Linked DNA regions of Mus musculus: region 2 is linked to region 1. Evidence: chromatin contacts called from ENCODE Hi-C or POLR2A ChIA-PET data. All regions are on one chromosome and are shown on one strand. The core of a region is the stretch at or near the end of the contact, and the rest is flanking DNA. Distances in the headings are between cores, read along the strand shown. Region 1 holds the start of Rala (v-ral simian leukemia viral oncogene A (ras related)). Region 2 overlaps Rala (v-ral simian leukemia viral oncogene A (ras related)).

Region 1 (7,136 bases), core at 2,774-5,273:
AGGCTTGCCCACAGGACAATTTGGTGGGGCATCTTCTCAACTGAGGGTTCCTCTTCCTGGATGACTAACTTCTGTCAAGTTAACAAAAACCGAAGTTTTATACTTTAAGTTAGTTGGTGTCTTGCCATGGAGATAGATAGGTAAAGTTAAGTAGAGGCTAAGGATTTATATCGCTTGTATATCTAGGCTCAGGTGTTGTAGTTGGCCTCGTCGATGTCGCTCCACTAGTGGGAACAGAAAGAACAGAGTTCTGACAACTTGAGGCCCTCTTGGACCACAGATTTCCAGACTTTCTATACAGTTAGAGGGAAAGACTATTCAGTGATTTCCAATGTACATTAGAGTTATTGAAATTCAGACTTCTCGATTTCCACCAATTAAAATATGTTGGATAAACTGAAGGCATTTGCTCCCTCAGATTCTGGGGAACGAGTAGGTTTGGGAAGCTCTGGTTCCAGTAAAATCTGAGATTGTACAGAACGCTAAATAGAGCCAATAACTGCCCCAAGCCTCATGAGTCACTGATAAATTACTCTTACCAGGCTTGGCTGCCTTCTTAGTGATTGTATGCAAATGCAGAATGGAGAGGTGAGACAAAAAGAAAATTTTTTCTTGCAATTTTTTTTAGCAAGTTCTTTTGTATAATTTTAAGATTTAATGCAATAAAATCTGTAGAATCCTTAGAACCATAACTGGACTGCAGTAAGGATAAGAAAAACACAAATACAAATGTTCATTGTCCTGTTCTAGAAGTTACTCTGCTCTGGGTTAAATCAGGTAAAATTTCATCAGTCATTAACACTTTCTGTGTAGAAAAATTATATAAAGATGGTAATATTCCTTCATGTTATGGAATCTTTGATTTACATAAATGAAGTTTTTGTATTGTTTAATATGCCAATTTGAATTTTTGATATGATTATGAGTGTACTGTACAGATTCTCACGTAGTCCAGAATGGCCTTGAACTCACTGTGTAGCCAAGGATGGCCTTGAAGTCTTGATGTTTCCAATTCCCCAGTGATGTAATTATAGGCATTCACTGCTATACCTATTTCTCATAATAGATCAAAAATAGGCCCTATTTTTGATCTATTATGAGAAATGTTAATAATATAAAATTTTGGATCTATAATTGAGTAGTATTTTGTACTTTTAGTATATAGTTAGAGTACATAAGGTATTTTACGTTATCCTTTTATCATTGTATGATTTAGAAACCAAAATCTGATTGTAATGAAATATTTCTCTTAAATGAGACAATAGATACACTTGATTCTGTTTAATTCCCTGCATAATTTTTCAATCTTTTAGTACTAAACAGGTTTTATGCTTGTTAGTTATAAATAAGATTATGCATTTTATCACTGGAAATAACTCAAATTAATGTATTAAAGTGCTCTTTGATACATTTTGACATAGTGTGAAAATGACCTTTGAACAGCATCTGTGAATATCAAAATTGAGATCCACTTTAACTTTGTTCAATTTTATATTATATTTCAGGGTTATTATCACATCTTAGCATCAGTTCCTAGTTGTTCTTGTGTGGGTATGGATATATATGTCAACAGAATACTTTCACATCTTCATGCAGAGTTCTAATTTAATTTAAATGACCCTTGTTAAAAAGAGCTATTTAATAAGCAGATTGGTTTTTCCCAGATAAGTGCAGAAATAAGGACAGAGCAGAAGAGAAAGTATTTATACAATCTGGATGGAACAATCAGTGAATTAAACCAGATCAGAGAAGCCAGAAGAACCAAATGCTGTTAGAGAGGAAGCAGCTGTTTAAGCTCAGAGTCAAGGAAGGGGGATAAGGTCACATCATAATTAATGTATTTCAGACCCTTTTCTTTTACAAAAGAAGGGAAGTCTCAAAATATCCCTAATATGTAGGCAGTTTGAGTCTTGGGAATCAAGAAAGATAATATTAATAAGTAGGACACTTGAATAAAATGTGTTGCTTTCTTCTTTGTAACATATTACATAGTTTATTGTAAGAATTCACTCAAAAATTAAGGATACAAGTTTCTGAATATAATGAAGCTAACTTATTGACCATATTCATTGTTTAGGCCTTTTTTTCTTTTTTACAGTAAGAGGCCATTTTTCAATCTGTGTTTTGGATTTCAGTTCCCCCTGCCTCTTGAGACCTCCACACATCAGTTATTTGTTCATATCTTCATGTAGACCACTAGGTACTAGAATAATATTAGAATGGCTATGGACAGTGAGATTAATACAGTATTTTAAAATTTTCTCTTAAGTAAAGCAGAAAGGAGAAAAAGTTTTGAAATTGTGCTCAATGAAGTGAGACTGCATCTGCTTGAAAGTGGCAATATAAACCTATGGCATATCTAACTTCAGCTCGTCCTGCCCACTCCAGAACTTGGAACCCAGCACACAGCAACTACCACTAGATAACACCATTTCACTTCAGACTAAAGAAACCCTTTTCCTGTAACCTATGTCCATCCTTCTTCGCCTCTTCAGTAAAGTACACCTTTCCGCAATCGAGCTATAGCTCTAGGAGCAAGAGTGTTTGGTGGCTAGGTATGAAACTCAGGGTTCTAGCCCCAGCAAAACCAGACTTGATGGTGCAAGTCTCTATTACCAGCACTTGGGAGATGGAGTTAGGTGAGTCTGAAGTTCAAGGTCACCCCCCAGTTACATGGCCAGGACAAAACCACATACACAAAGTACACTTTTATCCTGCATCTTTCCAAAAACAAAACATTGACTTCCAATTCTCTTACCCTCCAGCTGCCCAGCAAACAATTCTTATTTGGCTTATGATGCTTATATGGCTTCATCATCTGGGAATCATCTTTTGGTTGGTTACTGGCACTATTAAAAATACCTTTCTCTTTCCTCTTCTGCAATAGTTCACTGTCTACTCTATGTTTGCTATACTGCCCAACTCCCCCATTAATCGGTCCTCCATTTATAAACTGCTTAAAATTTGATGTATCCAGCCATTCTACTTCCAGAATTTAATAGACACAAAAGCCAGCCATGACTTGACTCCTGTCTCCTTCTGTAGCCTCATCTTTCTCATCAGCTCTTGTAGAACTTTTAAGACAGATAAGTGGCACTCAGCCTTCTCCATGAACCACTGATCCCTGTTCTGCGGGGACTCCCTTTATTTGGATCCACATTTACCATCGTCTTTTTGTACTGGAAAAAAGATCATACTTAAGTTTAAAACTCTAACCTATTGTTAGTAAAGTTATCAAGTCTTCCCTCCATTCATACTTCCAAACGCCAAGTACTAGGTTTCTAGACTGCAAACTTGATTGAGTGTACATTCATTCCTTTAAGTAGTCATGCCAACCAACCAAGCCGTTGGTTCTTCATTTGGGGCCAAAGGAAATGAGAATTTTAAAGTCCAGGGAAGAACGTGTGGCCGCTAACAGACACTAGGCAAACTATCTCGAACTTGTGGGCAGTTTTAAAGAAAACAACCGATTCAGTTTAACTACTAATTTAAGACATTAGTGTGTTACGGAGCCGTCGCCTTATCTCAGTGCCAAATCTAGTGTCGAAGGGTCTACTCCAAAAGGAACCCGAAGCCCATATGCTGAGGCCAGTTCTCCACTCGGTCAGCTACCGAGACCCTCCAACCAGGACAAGCGACCAATCCACCAACTCGGACTTGATCTGCGACAAACCACGTTGCAGGCTACACACTGGAAAACTCTTGCAAGAGAACCTAGCAGCCCCCAGAAGCAAGATGGCGGCCTCCCCCTCCCCTTCTTTCTCCAGGAACCCCTCCATGTCCGGGGAAGACGAAAACACCGCGACACGGGAATCCCGGCACGGCCTTGGGGGGGGGGGGCGGGCTACGCCTCGCGAACCCGGGGACTCGCCGTGGGTCCACCGGGAGGCTGTACCACTGCGCCTCCCCCGCGCCCGTAGAGCCTTTGTTCGCAGTCGCCATGGAGTACTCGGCCCCACGGCCAGGAAGTGCGGCCTGGCGCCCCGCCCCGCTGGCCCGCGCCCCGGAAGTGATCTGCGGCGGCTGCTGCAGAGCGGCCGGGAGGAGGGTGGGTCTCCCTAGAGCGGAGCGCCGGAGTCCTCCTCCTCCGCCGCCGCCCAGGCCGCCGCCGCTGCCGCCGCCCTCCGGACTCCTCTTGCCGCGCCCCGCGCGGAACTCCGAGCGCGGTCCGATCGGCGCAGCCGAGGCCCAAGAGCCCGCGGGTCGAGCGGCTCGCGGTGCAGGTGAGAGCTCGCCGGCCGGGGAGGCCGGGCCGCGGCGGGGGTGTGTCCGACGGGCCGGGCCCGCGGCCGCCGAGATTGCACGTCCCGCCTGCCGCCTGGGCTGGGACCCGACTGCGCCCCGACAGCGGGCGGCGTCTCCGGAAGGTCACCTGTATAGCGCCGGTGGCTCCCAGGGCTGTGCCCGGGCGGTGCCCGCGACCTGGGGCCGCCGCCGCCGCCGCCGCAGTCCCTGCGCCGCACTCCACCCCGACCTCCCTCGCTTTCAAGCCACTCTGCCGGTACAGAGCGGCTGCTTTTCGAGCTTCTCTGCCAGTGTTTGGAAGGAATGGCGTTTTCAGACTAAAGTCTTTAGACGCGTCCAGCTGAATGCTCGAAGGCTCTTCTAGTACAGGTTTAGCCTTTAGAAGAGGAAGGGAATGTAGGCATTGTGTGATGGGGGTATCTTCCGCGTTCGGTGCCTGAAAGATGTCAAGGAGTAGAAGATACGATTTGTGTGCTTTACTTGGGCATTCGTGTGTTGGAGTGGGCGGGCGTGGTGGCGCTGAGGTGGTTGTGTTGTCGGGAGACTTAGGAGGAATTAAAGAATTTACTGGCCTTTGCATGGAAACCAGAACGTCCAGACTTGTGAGAGCTCATCTGAGTGTCTTTGAGCTACTGTGAGAACTCTGGTGCCACGCCCTACCTGTCAAGCCAGGAAGCACACAATTTACAAACAGTTTGGGTACGTGTGCCGGGAGAACCTTTATTTCTGTAAATTCTTTTCCTGTAAATAAATTACAGCTTTAATCACGTTCCCAAAATTGACTAACAGATTTATTACTCACAGTGTAGAAGGCATTCCCTTTGGCTTATGCTTGTTAATATGTACTATTACCTATGCTGTTTGTATCTGTTGATACAATATTCTTATAAATGACTCCTGTGACCCTTAAGATGTTTCTACGGCTCAGTTGTTTTCAGAGGAGGAGCCTTTTCATCTTCTCTGTTACCACGTAAAGTGCTCAGAACTCCCCACATTTCTTCACTGAATGGATGTGAATGTGTACAGTTGATGGAAAAGTCACTTTCCAGAAGCGATTGACTGTGGCTGGTACTTGCATACCAAGCAAAAGGTACTAGATTCCATCTCTAGCAAGGCCTCCAAACAATTTTGTTAAGAGCACAGTTTTGTTACTTTGGGATTCTTGGAACATGAAAATTTTGCATTGTCTTTTTTGTTCTCCAGGAGATCAAGGAAAAATTCAGGAAGAATTTCATTTTCACTATTCTGACCTGGAAAAGGTTAAAAATATTTAGGGACTGTGATTAGACGAATACTCATTTATATTTTATTGTTTCATGTTTATTTCTAGAGTATATCCAGAGTTAGAAGGAAGAGATTTACTGGCAAAAGATTGCAAGTATATTCTTGGGGTTGTGATAACTGTACCCAGCCTTTAAAAAGAGGAAGTTAGGAGTTGATGCTGCTTAGAAATAAGGTGAAAAGCACGGTTTCTCAGAGTGGCTCATTTTTTGTCAAGGATACATGAAATCTTCTGACACCCCGACGTGACCTTGGCATCTTTGATCAGCAGCACTTTGATGTTCGGAGATCCACATGCTTCTCTCTCTGCTGGGTGTGCAAATGCACGTTTATTTTGAAGTAGTATTTCATTACAACTATTTTTCCCCAGGGCACTCCGTGTGGGGGAAACTAATCATAGGAAAGAATTATAGGAAAGAATGTTCACCAATTTTTTCCTCACCATTTTTAAGGGAATGTTTTGGCCTATAGATGGTTGCATTATTCTCAGGTTAAGCTGCACGTATCTTTGTCTTCTAGTATATGGTGGTCCTGCACTGTCTTCTAAGTAGCGTTTTAAATAAACAGAGTACAAATAAATGTACCAATATCACTTCTTGTATATGGGTCCACCAAACTAATAGGTTCTTGTATTCTTTTATAAATGAGTAAAAAGAGCAATCATTTTACAAATACTGGAAGCTGTGAGTGTTAACTAGGGAAGAGACTGATCTTGAAGAGGTAGGAGACAGTTTCCATTGTTTTATAAGATACTATAATTCTTGGATTAAGGAGAGAGAAGCCTTTGGTTTCATAACATTACTATCCAGAGGTTAGATTTCCCTTCTTTAATTCAGCACCTATCTTGGTAATAATAGTTCTTATATATTGATTGCCCATCAAGCACTTTGCTGAGGATTGTAATGATACCAATATACTTATATTATTTCTTATCTCCATCATAGCTCTTCCAGATGGATGGTCTTCCCCAACACTAAGTCAAGTTATTTCACAAGCTAGCGTGTAATAGAGCTAGGATTTAAAAGTACAGTAACAATTTCCAAGAGCACTGAAAATTGCAGCTAATCCTAAAAGTCAAGGGGAAAGTGATTCTGACTGACCCGAGCTTCCAGAAAAGATACTATGCTTCTCACTCTTAGTCCCGAAGGATGGCCTGGAGTCACCAGTGACTAGCCAAGTGGGAGCTGCAGGCATCTTTATTTCCAAGGTGCTTACGAACACAATGTAACTGTACTCCTACATACAGTCTGTTGTGTACCAAGATGACAACTGGTCAAACATTGTGCTTGTAGGTGTCCTGGTAGAGAAGGAACTCAGAACAGGATCTCTGATGGCTTTGTACTTCTGCAGCACCTGTTGGAGCCGGCCCTGTTTGTAATTATATTTGTTTCCTTCTTTCTTCCACTAATGTAGATGGGATCAATGTAGGACAGTAGGAAGAATATTTTAAAAAACAAAAAGAGTTGTAGAACTCTATTCTTATAGGTCTGGTTGCCTTTTCCCCTGCAAGTGTGGAGTTTAAGAAAGTAATGGAGGGAGGGCATGCCCATCCCTTGGTTTAAAAGATGGGAATGAGATGCTGTCATTCCAAATACCAGAGTTCCGTCTCC
Region 2 (7,136 bases), core at 3,090-5,589, 43 kb after region 1:
AATAAACTAGAAAGATTTTGCTAGTGAGACAAAATCTGTACATTTCTTGTCTTTTCCTCAGTAAAATTTCCTAATTGTAAAAATCATTTCCCATTCCACAGCTTATCTTTATTAATTTTTTAATTGTACTTTCAGGAGCACAGTTTTGTGACTTCATCCATTTGATCTTTATGGGTTTTGCTTTTGGTGTTAATAAGTTATTACCTAAGTCAGAGTCACATGCCTCCTCCTATGCTCTCTTTCAGACTTGTGGTCTAGTTTTTATATTTAGAATGGCCCACTTAGGGTTACTTGTTTATCTGGTATGAGATATGGTGATATGTTAATTTTTACAAATGAATTTCAGCATCACTTTTGAAAAGCTTATCTTTGCTTCACTGCCCTTTGTCCCTTTATCATCAAATATTGAAAGCTGTAAACAATAGAGATGCCCATCAGAAAGTGATGGTTAAGGAATTGCAGTATGTCTACACTGCACAGTACTACTTAGCAATAAAAGGAAATGAACTATTGATATAAGCAACAGCATGGCTGTCAAAATTATGCTGGATGAAAGAAGCCAACAACAATGTGTATTGTCCCATGAATATATGGAGTTTTTATGTTTTGTTTGTGGTTTCTGCATACTCATGCTTGCCAGGCAAGCAATTAATTTTCATTAGCTTCTTTAAATTTTAAGAAGTCAATTTAAAAGAAAGCATATATTACATAATTTCCTTTTTATGTAAGTCTGGAAAATCCTTCACTAATCTGTTACAGAAAATCAGGTCTATGGAGAAGAGAAGTGTAGGGGAATGAAGAGATTATAATGTCCAAATGTGTGAATGTGTGCAGTTTACTTTCTATATAGTGTATTTCAGTAAACCTGTGCAAAGAACTTCTAAAATATACATAGAGTCACAGTAGGTAGATCAAGTTTTGATAAGGCTTTCTTTTCCCATCGAGATCTAATATTTAGAAAATATTGAATTGTAAATTAGAGTATTCCGAGTCATGTCAGTCCTAACAGAGCTTATTTTTGATATCAGTATTCAGCTGTCTACAAATCCATTTTGATAGTTGACTCAAATTTCCCCAAATTGTCCCCAAATATTTCATTAGCAGTAATTGCATAATCATCAGGGTTAATATACAGCATTTAAGAGGTGGGGAATGAAATGAGAAAAGAGGCCTTCCAGTTTCCATCTGTGCCCGGAGCTGATCCTGTGCCACAGCTCTCCCTACCCAAATCCCACCAAGAGAGAGCTGGTCTTCCAGGAGTGCTGACACACAGGCTTATAGGAGGGACAAGCCACAGTCAGAAACAGCATGACCAGCTAACACCACAGATAACCAGATGGCAAGAGGCAAGTGCAAGAAAGAAAATAAGCAACAGAAACCACGGCTACTTGGCATCATCAGAACCCAATTCTCCCACCACAGCAAGCCCTGGATACCCCAGCACACTGAAAGAGCAAGACTAATTTAAAATCACATCTCATGATGTTGGTAGAGGATGTTAAGAAGGACATAATAACTCCCTTAACACAGGTAACACAGTTAGAAGCCCCTAAAGAAGAAACACAAAATCCCTTAAAGAATTACAGGAAAACACAGCTGAACAGGTGAAGGATTTGAACAAAACCATCCGGGATATAAAAATGGAAATAGAAACAATAAAGAAATCACAAAGGGAGACAACCCTGGAGATTGAAAACCTAGGAAAGAGATCAAGAGTCATAGACGTAAGCATCACCAACAGAATACAAAAGATAGAAGAGAGAATTTCAGGTGCAGAAGATACCATAGAAAACATTGTCACAACAATGAAAGAAAGCATAAAAAAACAAAAAGCTCCTAACCCAAAACATCCAGGAAATCCAGGACACAATGAGAAGACCAAACCTAAGGATAATAGGTATAGAAGAGAGGGTAGATTTCCCCACTTAGAGGGCCAGTAAATATCTTCAACAAATTTATAGAATAAAACTTTGCTAACCTAAAGAAAGAGATGCCCATAAATATACAAGAAGCCTACAGAACTCCAAATAGATTGGACCAGAAAAGAAATTCCTCCTGTCACACAATAATCAAAACACCAAGTGCACAAAACAAAGAATATTAAAAGCAGTAAGGGAAAAAGGTCAAGTGACATATAAAGGCAGACCTATCAGAATTACATCAGACTTCTCACCAGAGACTATGAAAGCTAGAAGATCCTGGGCAGATGTCATACAGACCCTAAGAGAGCACAAATGCCAGTCCAGGCTACTATCCCCAGCAAAAATCGCAGTTACCATAGATGGAGAAACCAAGATATTCTATGACAAAACCAAATTTACACAATATTTCTCCACAAATCCAGTCCTACAAAGGATAGTAGATGGAAAACTCCAACACAGGGAGGGAGACTGCACCCTAGAAAAAGCAAGAACATAATATTCTTTCAAAAAAACACAAAAGAAGATAACCACACAAACATAATTCCTCTTCTAACAACAACAACAAAACAGGAAGCAACAATCACTATTCCTTAATATCTCTTAATCAGTTTGGTGGTACTACCTGAGGACCCAGGTATGACCACTCCAGGGCATATACCCAGAAGATGCCCCAACATGTAATAAGGACAAAACACATGCTCCACTATGTTCATAGCAGCCATATTTATAATAGCCAGGAGCTGGAAGCAATCCAGATGTCCCTCAACAGAGGAATGGATACAGAAAATGTTGTACATTTACACAATGGAGTACTACTCAGCTATTAAAAACAATGACTTCATGAGATTCACAGGCAAATGATTGTATCTAGCAAATATCCTGTGTGAGGTAACTCAGTCACAAAAGAACACACATAGTATGTACTCACTGATAAGTGGATATTAGGCAAGAGTATGGAATACCCATGATACAACTCATGGACCTCATGAAGCTCAAGACCAAAGAATGGATGGTTCAATCGTACTTAGAAGGGAGAACAATATAATCAAGGGAAGTAGAGGGTGGGAGGGACTTGGGAAGAAGAGAGGGGGGGGAAGAGGAGCAGAATCAGGTATGGAAGAAGATGGAGGAGCTATACAGAGGGTCAGGAAATTGAACAGAGGTGTGTAGCAATGGGAATGGGGAACTGGGGGTAGCCACCAGAAAGTTCCAGATGCCAGGAAAGCAAGAGCCTCCCAGGACCATGGGAATCACATTAGCTGAAATACACCACAAAGGGGAGGGAGAACCTGTTGAGACGATATCCAGAGGTTAGGCATGCCCTCCCCCACCCCTCCAAAATTTTAACCCAGAATTACTCCTGTCCTAAGGAAATGCAGGGACAAAGAGTGGAGCAGATGCTGAAGGAAAGGCCTTCCAGAGACTTCTCCACCTGAGGATTCATCCCACATGCAAACATCAAACCCAGATAATATTGCAGATGTCATGAAGTGCTTGCTGACAGGAGCCTGATACAGCTTTCTCCTGAGAGGCTCTGCCACAGCATGACCAATACAGATTTGGAGGCTTGCAGCCAACCATAGTACTTAGCACAGGGACCGCAATGGAGGAGTTAGGGGAAAGACTGAAGGAGCTGAAGTGGTCTTATCTGGCATCAGTGGGAGGGGAGGCCCTTGGTCGTGTAAAGGCTCCATGCCCAGTGTAGAGGAATGCTAGGGCGGTGAGGCAGGAATGGGTAGGTGGGTGGAGGAGCACCCTCATACAAGCAGGATAAGGCGGGATGGGATAGGGGGTTTGCAGACAGGAAACCAGGAAAGGGGATAACATTTGAAATATTAACAAAATATCCAATTAAAGATTAACAAACCTCATTTTAAAGAAGAATAGAGAAAAGAGTAGGGAAAGATGGCACTAAGGAATCATTACCTTAGCCTGTGGTTAAGATTCCCTGTTTTACAAGATGCCTTTCCTTTTCGTTACAATGCAGGCAGAATTCATCGGAGAAGCTCTGTAGTCTTTATGACATTGTCCTTAGTCTGTAGACATTTTTGAGGGTCAAAGGCAAAACCCTTATTCTCCTGTCTTATTTATTTAGCCTCATACTTCCTTATACGTGTGTCCTGTTGACTGAAATGTAACTAGCAAACCAATGTTCCACATTACTTAATCTTTCTTACTTCTGAATATTCCTTCAGTTTATGAGAGTAACAGCTATATTTAGGCTTAAGAATTTATTATACTTGAATTAAACAAACCCAGGCTTCATCTGTTCTTGCTTGTAGTTTCTCGGGTTGAACACTTGTAAAATAACATGGAAAGAGCTTTAATCTTTTAGTATCTTCTTTTCAAGCCCTTCGAGTCAAGCCTGACTCACTTGGGGTTAGTTATGAGCAGGCACTGATTCATGATCAGGAGAACTGGGGAAGAGAAGGGTGCTGCAAGAGCTGCATGCAGATTCCCTGGAATGGAATGTGGCTGTTAAAGCACCTGCTGAAACAAGCCTTCTTAAAGCCTTCTCGTCTTCTTAAAGCTCCACGGCTGCCATGGTGTGTTCCAAATCCCTCTCAGGAAGAAACTGTTAGGTCACATTCTAGCCAGTCCTGCTTCAGAGTCAGCTAGGTCCCGTAGTGTAGAAAGCCAGCTAGGTCATCCTGCCTTGACCCTGCATTAGTTCGGAATTTAATTCTGCCACAGTAGTTCTCAATCAAGTATTTCTATTATGATCCACAACAGTAGGAAAATTAGTTATGAAGTAGCAGTGAAGTACTTTTCTGCTTGGACATCAGCACAACGTAAGGAAATGTGAGAACCACAGCTCCCTGGGACCACTTGCAGGTGACCTCAGTCTTCTGGTGCCTGGTCCCTCACATGAAAACTGAAGGCTTGCCTTGTGTGCTGCTACCTTTTGTGGGGCTTCAGGGTTACTGTATGTATTGTTTTATTAGATATTTTCTTCATTTACATTTCAAATGCTATCCCGAAAGTCCCCTATACTCTCCCTCCACCCTGCTCCCCTATCCACCCACTCCCACTTCTTGGCGCTGGCGTTCCCCTAAGTAGGGAATATAAAGTTTGCAAGACCAAGGGGCCTCTCTTCCCAATGATGACCGACTAGGCCATCTTCTATTACATATGCAGCTAGAGACACGAGTTCTGGAGGTACTGGTTAGGGTTGCAAACCCCTTCAGCTCCTTGGGTGCTTTCTCTAGCTCCTCCATTGGGGGCCCTGTGTTCCATCCTATAGATAACTGTGAGCATCCACTTCTGTATTTGCCAGGCATGGCATAGCCTCACAAGAGACAGTTATATCAGGGTCCTTTCAGCAAAATCTTGCTGGCATATGCAATAGTGTCTGCATTTTGTGGCTGATTATGGCATGGATCCCCGGGTGTGGCCCATCCTTTCTTCTCAGCTCCAAACTTTGTCTCTGTAACTCCTTCCATGGGTATTTTGTTCCCTATTATAAGGAGGACTGAAGTATCCACGTGTTGTCTTCCTTCTTCTTGATTTTCTTGTGTATCTTGGATATTCTAAGTTTCTGGGCTAATATCCACTTATCAGTGAGTACAAATCATTTGAGTTCTTGTGTGATTGGGTTACCTCACTAAGGATGATATCCTCCAGATCCATCCATTTGCCCAAGAATTTCATAAATTCATTGTTTTTAAAAGCTGAGTAATATTCCTTTGTGTAAATGTACCACATTTTCTGTATCCATTCCTCTGTTGAGGGGCATCTGGGTTCTTTCCAGCTTCTGGCTATTATAAATAAGGCTGCTATGAACATAGTGGAGCATGTGTCCTTCTTACCAGTTGGGGCATCTTCTGGATATATGCCCAGGAGAGGTATTGCTGGATCCTCCGGTAGTACTATGTCCAATTTTCTGAGGAACCGCCAGACTGATTTCCAGAGTGGTTGTACAAGCCTGCAATCCCACCAACAATGGAGGAGTGTTCCTCTTTCTCCACATCCACGCCAGCATCTGCTGTCACCTGAATTTTTGATCTTAGCCATTCTGACTGGTGTGAGGTGGAATCTCAGGGTTGTTTTGATTTGCATTTCCCTGATGATTAAGGTTGTTGAACATTTTTTCAGGTGCTTCTCTGCCATTCGGTATTCCTCAGTTAAGAATTCTTTGTTTAGCTCTCTACCCCATTTTTAATGGGGTTATTGGAATTTCTGGAGTCCAGCTTCTTCAGCTCTTTGTATATATTGGATATTAGTCCCCTATCAGATTTAGGATTGGTAAAAAATCCTTTCCCAATTTTATGAGGTTCCATTTGTCAATTCTTGATCTTACAGCACAAGCCATTGCTGTTCAGGAATTTTTCCCCTGTGCCCATATCTTCGAGGCTTTTCCCCACTTTCTCCTCTATAAATTTCAGTCTCTGGTTTTATGTGGAGGTCCTTGATCCACTTAGACTTGAGCTTTGTACAAGGAGATAAGAATGGATCAATTTGTATTCTTCTACATGATAAGTGCCAGTTGTGCCAGCACCATTTGTCGAGCTTTGCTTGTGTTTATATAGAGGGCCTTCTTTTCTTGTCCCCCATTCCCCTTGATTCTTATTCTTTCTGCCTCCTTCTGGGTGGTTCCCTGAGCCATAAAGATCAGGGTGGGGGGCTTTGATAGAGACGTCGCATTGGGTAGTTTTTATTTATTTAGTTAGTCTTGATTGCTAACTTGTGGTACTGTTGGGCCGAGGCAGAATGTTTAGGAGGTGTGACCGAGTAGAAGGAGGTTAGGTCATCTGGGGCATGCCCTTGCCAGGAATGTTGAAGCCCCCATCCCTGTTCTTTCTGTCTTCACTACCTGACAGCTACCGAAGCACAAATCTTTGGTTTACTGCACATTCTCTGCTTTGTTTCCCTACTAGGCCAAAGCAACCTGGTAACCCAATTTAGATCCTTTACATGTCTAATGAGGCATGTGTATGCCTACATTCTGACATTGTGTATGCACAAGCATATGTACACACAACACACTCGTTCTTATGCTATAATAATGAGGTGAAAAATTCATAACTGAAGAGACATAGTGGCCCTGTAATCAAGTGACTTCTGGCATATCGTACGTGAAAAAAACCTATTTTGAATAACTACACACTCAGTTATTTCAAAACGTGACGAGGGTTTTAAAAGGAAAGTATCAGCTGCTACTTGGGAACACAGAAAAAGAAAGCTCAATTTATATTGAGTGCTTCAAGTGAGACT

What was found. A loop is a pair of places that touch in the nucleus more often than their neighbours do. ChIA-PET counts read pairs that join two places held with the same protein, here RNA polymerase II (POLR2A).
Region 2: a map of left cerebral cortex shows a loop between it and region 1 (2.2-fold over the local background). The contact joins the enhancer-like site here to the promoter of Rala in region 1. A Hi-C loop is called at or near these places in 4 of 37 maps with a recorded cell type or tissue (Patski, heart and left cerebral cortex). POLR2A ChIA-PET finds 5 or more read pairs at or near these places in 2 of 5 experiments (Patski and embryonic stem cell).

What each region holds. Positions count from the first base shown.
Region 1 is chr13:17,941,104-17,948,239 of GRCm38, reverse strand. It overlaps Rala (v-ral simian leukemia viral oncogene A (ras related)), which reads left to right and starts at 4,023. Exons shown (of 5, transcript NM_019491.5): 1 at 4,023-4,223.
Region 2 is chr13:17,898,086-17,905,221 of GRCm38, reverse strand. The region is part of intron 1 of Rala (v-ral simian leukemia viral oncogene A (ras related)); the gene reads left to right. Among named protein-coding and RNA genes, the nearest start is that of Rala, 43 kb to the left of the region's middle. Within about 2 kb of position 4,339, at least 1 of the 3 ENCODE cell types and tissues checked has a DNase peak (open chromatin) inside an H3K27ac peak, as active enhancers do; it is left cerebral cortex, where a contact is called at or near this core.